Linked DNA regions of Homo sapiens: region 2 is linked to region 1. A link is a contact called in ENCODE Hi-C or POLR2A ChIA-PET data. All regions are on one chromosome and are shown on one strand. Each heading gives the region's core, a stretch centred on a gene start or an enhancer-like site at or near the end of the contact. The rest is flanking DNA. Distances are from core to core; before and after follow the strand shown.

What was found. Hi-C counts contacts between places; a loop is a spot of excess contacts on that map. ChIA-PET counts read pairs that join two places held with the same protein, here RNA polymerase II (POLR2A). Pooled maps may share reads with other maps.
Region 2: a loop to region 1 is called in a pooled map, with 7 times the contacts of the local background. The contact joins the promoter of NXN here to the promoter of RILP in region 1. A Hi-C loop is called at or near these places in 2 of 50 pooled maps. POLR2A ChIA-PET finds 5 or more read pairs at or near these places in 2 of 52 experiments (GM10248 and PC-9).

Annotation. Positions count from the first base shown.
Region 1 is chr17:1,648,197-1,651,115 of GRCh38, reverse strand. RILP (Rab interacting lysosomal protein) reads left to right here and starts at 1,250. Exons shown (of 8, transcript NM_031430.3): 1 at 1,250-1,539; 2 at 1,611-1,704; 3 at 1,810-1,916; 4 at 2,072-2,317; 5 at 2,621-2,766. The coding sequence starts at 1,312. PRPF8 (pre-mRNA processing factor 8) reads left to right here. Exons shown (of 43, transcript NM_006445.4): 42 at 1-8; 43 at 160-487. The coding sequence ends at 314. RefSeq lists an enhancer at 1-13 and a silencer at 1,647-1,941.
Region 2 is chr17:978,248-981,166 of GRCh38, reverse strand. It overlaps NXN (nucleoredoxin), which reads left to right and starts at 1,391. Exons shown (of 8, transcript NM_022463.5): 1 at 1,391-1,848. The coding sequence starts at 1,489. RefSeq lists enhancers at 1-118, 1,543-2,478.

The DNA.
Region 1 (2,919 bases), core at 1-2,500:
CTTCATGGGTAAGTGGGAGGAGCCTGGGGATGTGGGGATAGCAGTAGGGATAAGGTGAGGCCATCGCCCTTTGCACTTGGGGCCTGGCTGGCTTGGAGGTGGCGCAGGCTGCATGAGGCAGGAGCCCTGTTAACATTGGCTGTTTCCTTCTCCCCGAAGGTGTTCGGCATGACCCCAACATGAAATATGAGCTACAGCTGGCGAACCCCAAAGAGTTCTACCACGAGGTGCACAGGCCCTCTCACTTCCTCAACTTTGCTCTCCTGCAGGAGGGGGAGGTTTACTCTGCGGATCGGGAGGACCTGTATGCCTGACCGTTTCCCTGCCTCCTGCTTCAGCCTCCCGAGGCCGAAGCCTCAGCCCCTCCAGACAGGCCGCTGACATTCAGCAGTTTGGCCTCTTTCCCTCTGTCTGTGCTTGTGTTGTTGACCTCCTGATGGCTTGTCATCCTGAATAAAATATAATAATAAATTTTGTATAAATAGGAGTTCAGGGGCTGGTTTGTTTTTTTTTTCCCCCCCAAACTCAAATTCTGGATTTAGGTCTAACAGGAGGCTGGACTGGAGCGGTTCACAGCAAGATGCTGGGCTCGGCTGTGAAGGGGGGAGTATGAGGCCCCCTTCCTATTCAGGGCTTTGGGGTAGATAGCCCCTGGACTCAGTGGAGACCTGAGGCAGGGCTGGGCTTTCACACTCCGCTGCCTTGACCACATTTGCTGCTTTTTCCACAAAACTACTTGGAAGCTCTCGCCTCCTTTCCACAGTTTTGGGAGCAGTTGCCCTTTCCCGGGTCTAGGAACTCTGTGGCTTGTGCTGAGCGGCTGCGGTGTCCAGCCCAGCCCTTTAAGCTTTCTGTGTCAGTCCTGGTCAGGAAAACAAGCACACAGGCAGGCAGTTTGTGTACAGCCGGGCGGAGGCCAGAGACCGGCTGCCTACCTGTCACCTCTCGCCTGGAGCGGGCCACTGCCAAGTTGGCCCCATGACTCCAAACGGGCGGAGCCTGGATTGGGCCTGTGGGGAGGGCTCCACTCAAGTGACCACTTGCAGCCCTGAACCTCAGCTCTTGGACGCCTGGCTGGAAGTTGGCTGTCTTGTTTCCTGTGACCTTGGGGGTGGAAAGGACAGAGCCCAGGCGACCTAGGGCACTATCTCCCTACCCCACGCCTTCTCCCTTCCTCGTTCCTCCCTACCCTTATCGCTTCTACCCCGCCCACACCGCCCTAAACGGCTTCCTGGGGCGGAACTGTTTCGCTTTTCCCCGTCCCAGTGGAGGGTGGGGTGGGGGGGTCGCAGCCCTAAGCCTCTGGGAGACATGGAGCCCAGGAGGGCGGCGCCCGGGGTGCCTGGCTGGGGGTCTCGGGAGGCCGCGGGGTCGGCATCGGCCGCGGAGCTTGTGTACCATCTAGCCGGGGCCCTGGGCACTGAGCTGCAGGATCTGGCGCGCCGTTTCGGGCCGGAGGCGGCGGCCGGGCTGGTGCCGCTAGTGGTGCGGGCGCTGGAGCTCTTGGAACAGGCTGCCGTGGGGCCCGCCCCGGACTCGGTGAGTCATGGCCCTCCCTTCGCCACCCACGGGGCCGGCAGGGCCGAAGCCTGAGACCCGGGTCTCCCCAGCTGCAGGTGTCGGCGCAGCCGGCGGAGCAGGAGCTGCGGCGGCTGCGGGAGGAGAACGAGCGCCTCCGCAGGGAGCTGCGCGCGGGGCCACAGGGTAAGCGCAGCCCCGGCCAGGGCAGGGCGGGTGACGACCTGCTCGGGTCCTCCCCTCCCTCCCGCGGGCCGCGCGCCGCCGCCGCTAAGAACGCCCCTTCCTCAGAGGAGCGCGCGCTGCTGCGGCAGCTCAAGGAGGTCACGGACCGACAGCGGGACGAACTCCGGGCGCACAACCGCGACCTGCGGCAGCGCGGCCAGGAGACCGAGGCGGTGAGGGCGGGGCGGGGCTCTGGGGCGGGGCGGGGGCGGAGCGTGGCAGGCGCTGGGCGGGGCTCCGGGGGCGGGGGCGGAGCGAGGCAGGCGCTGGGCGGGGCTCCGGGGGGCCCTCGGTGCCCCGCCCACCCCACCCTTTGCTCCGCTCCCAGTTGCAGGAGCAGCTGCAGCGCCTCCTGCTGGTGAACGCTGAGCTGCGGCACAAGCTGGCGGCCATGCAGACCCAGCTGCGCGCCGCGCAGGACCGCGAGAGGGAGCGCCAGCAGCCTGGCGAAGCCGCGACTCCGCAGGCTAAAGAGCGAGCGCGGGGGCAGGCCGGGCGGCCCGGGCACCAGCACGGACAGGAGCCCGAATGGGCGACCGCCGGCGCAGGCGCCCCAGGGAACCCTGAGGACCCGGTGAGTGCCGTATGAGGGCAAGGACCCAGCCCAGGACGCAGCGTCCAGCCCTCGGTGGGCACTCAAGCAAGGTTTGCATGCTGCACAGCAGGTCGGCCAGGAAGCGGGGAGGTGGCAGACAGATCTGCGCCCCCGGCCGGCCTCGGCCCCCGCTCTCAGCTGGAGCACTGCTCTGTTATCTGTTAGGGCACCCTTGTCCCCCAAGTCTCCCGGCCCGTCACTTCCTCTAGCATTCCCATGATGGCCCTGGGGCGGGGGAACGCCAGCCGAGGCGACCCTCTGACTGTGCCTGTCCTTCCAAAGGCGGAGGCCGCGCAGCAGCTCGGGCGCCCCTCGGAGGCAGGGCAGTGCCGCTTCAGTCGGGAGGAGTTTGAGCAGATCCTTCAGGAGCGGAATGAACTCAAAGCCAAAGTGTTCCTGCTCAAGGAGGAACTGGCCTACTTCCAGCGGTGAGGACGCTGGGAAGCCGGGGGGCCTCCGATCACCCCACCTCATTCTCCAGTCATTGACATGTCCACAGTGACATGTGCCAGGCCTGCGCTGGGAACTGGGAGGACATGAATTGTACAGCCCTTGCCCTCCTGCAATGTCATCCAGACAGG
Region 2 (2,919 bases), core at 142-2,641, 670 kb after region 1:
GGGCGGGTTTTCAGCTTTTATTTTTTTGCTTTCGCTGAGTCGTCAGTAGCTGATCCACACCGGCGGCCTGTTACTGTGGCTGGGCCCGGATCTGCACCTGCTTCGTGCACCAGTGGGTTGGGTTGGGGGGAGGCGCTGCGTGGCCAGAGTACTCGCCACGGACCACCTGTTTTTTTGTTTTTTTTGAGACGGAGTCTTGCTCTGTTGCCCAGGCTGGAGTGCAATGGAGCGATCTCGGCTCACTGCAGCCTCCGTCTCCCGGCTTCACGCCATTCTCCTACCTCAGCCTCCTGAGTTGCTCGGATTACAGGTGCCTGCCACTACACCCCGCTAATTTTTGTATTTTTAGTAGAGGCGGGGGGGGGGTGTCACCATATTGGCCAGGCTGGTCTCGAACTCCTGACCTTGTGATCCACCCACCTCGGCCTCCCAAAGTGCTGGGAATTCAGGCGTGAGCCACCGCGCCCGGCCCAGACCACCTGTTTAATCCAGCTTCTCCCTAAGCATTGGGGAGCATCCTGCCAGCTGGTAGGAAAAAAAAAATCTCTAGAAATGTTCTCAACTATCCATAGACTTGACATGAGGATGGAGCGGATTCAGGAGCGCGGCCAGCATTGGTCTGGAGGCCCCGCGGCGTCCTTTGCATCCATTTGTGGGGCTGGAAGACAGATTCGCTGGGGGGAGAGGCCCCGGCGACCCCTGGACGGAAATCCCACACTGAGACCTGGCACCCTAACCAGACCCCACCAGAAGCTGCGAGGGCGTCCTCGGCCCCCTTAGAACAGCTTGGAACACACAGAGGAGTCAGTGTCCAGCCAGGCCCGGCCTGATGCAGTGAGGACGGCGGGTCCTATAAGCATCTCAGGGTCAGTGGGGCCCGGAGCGGCCTAAGGGTCAGGCTTCGTGCAGGGAGAGGAGGAGGGAAAGGCCGGGGAGGAACAGGAAGAGGGTGAAGAGCTCCGCGGGGAGGGGGCGGGATCCCTGGAGGTCTGGAGGGAATTTAGAACTGGGGAGGAGAGAAAATGCGGGCCGGGCTGCAGCCCGGGAAAGCGCCGGCTCAGCGGGCCCTTCTCCTTTCTTCACTTCGGCCGTGGGCTTTCCAGGGAGAGTGCGGCGTTTCGGGTCCGGCTTCTCGCCCAAGCAGTCACCCCGCGCACCGCGGCCGGCAGCTGCGGACCCCGCCTGGGCGGAGAGCTCTGGCCACCGCCGGCCGCAAACGGGGCGTGGCGAGGGCGGAGGGGGCGTGGCGAGGGCGGGCGGAGGGGCGTGGCGAGGGCAGCCGAAGGGGCGTGGCGCGGGCCGCGGAGGGGGCGTGGCAGGGCGGGGGAAGGGGCGTGGCGCGGGCAGGCGGAGGGGGCGTGGCGTGGGCGGCCCTACTGGGCCGGGCTCTGCTCTCCCCAGCGCCTGCCGCCGACGCCGCCGCCTCCTCCCGCCGCGCGGACCGTGGAGCGGGGTCGCAGCCGCCTGCCCGCCCTGCGGTGGGCCAGGATGTCGGGCTTCCTGGAGGAGCTGCTCGGCGAGAAGCTGGTGACGGGCGGCGGCGAGGAGGTGGACGTGCACTCGCTGGGCGCCCGCGGCATCTCGCTGCTGGGTCTCTACTTCGGCTGCAGCCTCAGCGCCCCCTGCGCGCAGCTCAGCGCCAGCCTGGCCGCCTTCTACGGGCGCCTGCGGGGGGACGCGGCGGCCGGGCCGGGGCCGGGAGCGGGGGCCGGGGCGGCGGCGGAGCCCGAGCCGCGGCGGCGCCTGGAGATCGTCTTCGTGTCCTCGGACCAGGACCAGCGGCAGTGGCAGGACTTCGTGCGGGACATGCCGTGGCTGGCGCTGCCCTACAAGGAGAAGCACAGGAAGGTGAGCGGCGCGGGCCTCGCCGGCCCCTGCCCGCCCCCCACGCCCGTTACCCCTGCCCGCCCCCCACGCCCGTTACCCCTGCCCTCCGCCAACCCCGTTGTCCCCCTGCCCGCCCTCCACCCCCCGACCCCTGCCCCCAGTCCCCCGCCCCCCGACCCACTGTCCTCTCCCCGCCCCCCACCCCGCCGTCCCCGCCTCTGCCCCCCCCCCTTCCGCGCTGTGCCCGCACCCTCATCCCAGGACCCCTCTTTGGTTCGAGTGCTGCGCTGCGCCCGCCCTGGAAAGTTGGACCCCCCTCGGCCCCCGGGATCCCGGCTCGAGCCCCTCCGTCCGCACACGCTGGGAGCCTCGGGTGGGGGCGGCTGCGCTCGGGGATCCCGGTTCCGCGACCCCTTCACCCGCGAGCAGAGGCGCCAGGCCCTTCCTGCCTCCGCCGCCGACCCCCGCGGATTCCCACAGTGGGGAGGGGAGGGGAGGGGAGGGCGCACGCCCCCCGCCCGTGGCGCCCAAACCAGCGCGTTTCCTTTCTTTCCGGGAGAAACCTGCCTTCCCGGAGCCCCTTCCCCGGGGACCGGGGACCTGGGGGCCGAGGCCGAGGTCAGGAGAGGCGGCCGGTGACCGTGGCCGTGGCTGTGGCCGAGAAGGGCGCTCACGGCTCCGTCTCCCGCCCCCGCCTCCCCCGCCCCAGGCTGAGTTCGCGGCCACCGGGGAGCTTTGCATTGTCTGGCCGTCCAGCCTCCTCCCCAGACGCCTCCCGGGCGCGGGAACAGCCCGGGCTGTGCAGAGCTCAGCTGCGTGGTGGCCCCTGTGGTCCCGGGGTCTTCGAGTTAAGGGCTGAGCTGACCCCATCGATGCACATTGACTGGAAGAAGGAGGATTTGGGGAAATGGATACTTTGCTGTCAACTTCTCGTGTCTCCCAGTTTGCTGCCGAGTTGAGTTTGGGTTTCTGAGTGTGTCCCTTGGGTGAGGATGTCTGTCTCTGTGATAATAAAGCACATCCAGGACATTTTGTAATGAATGGAGTCAGAAAAAGTTTTGGAGCGCTGTTGCTTCGTGAGTGTATATGATG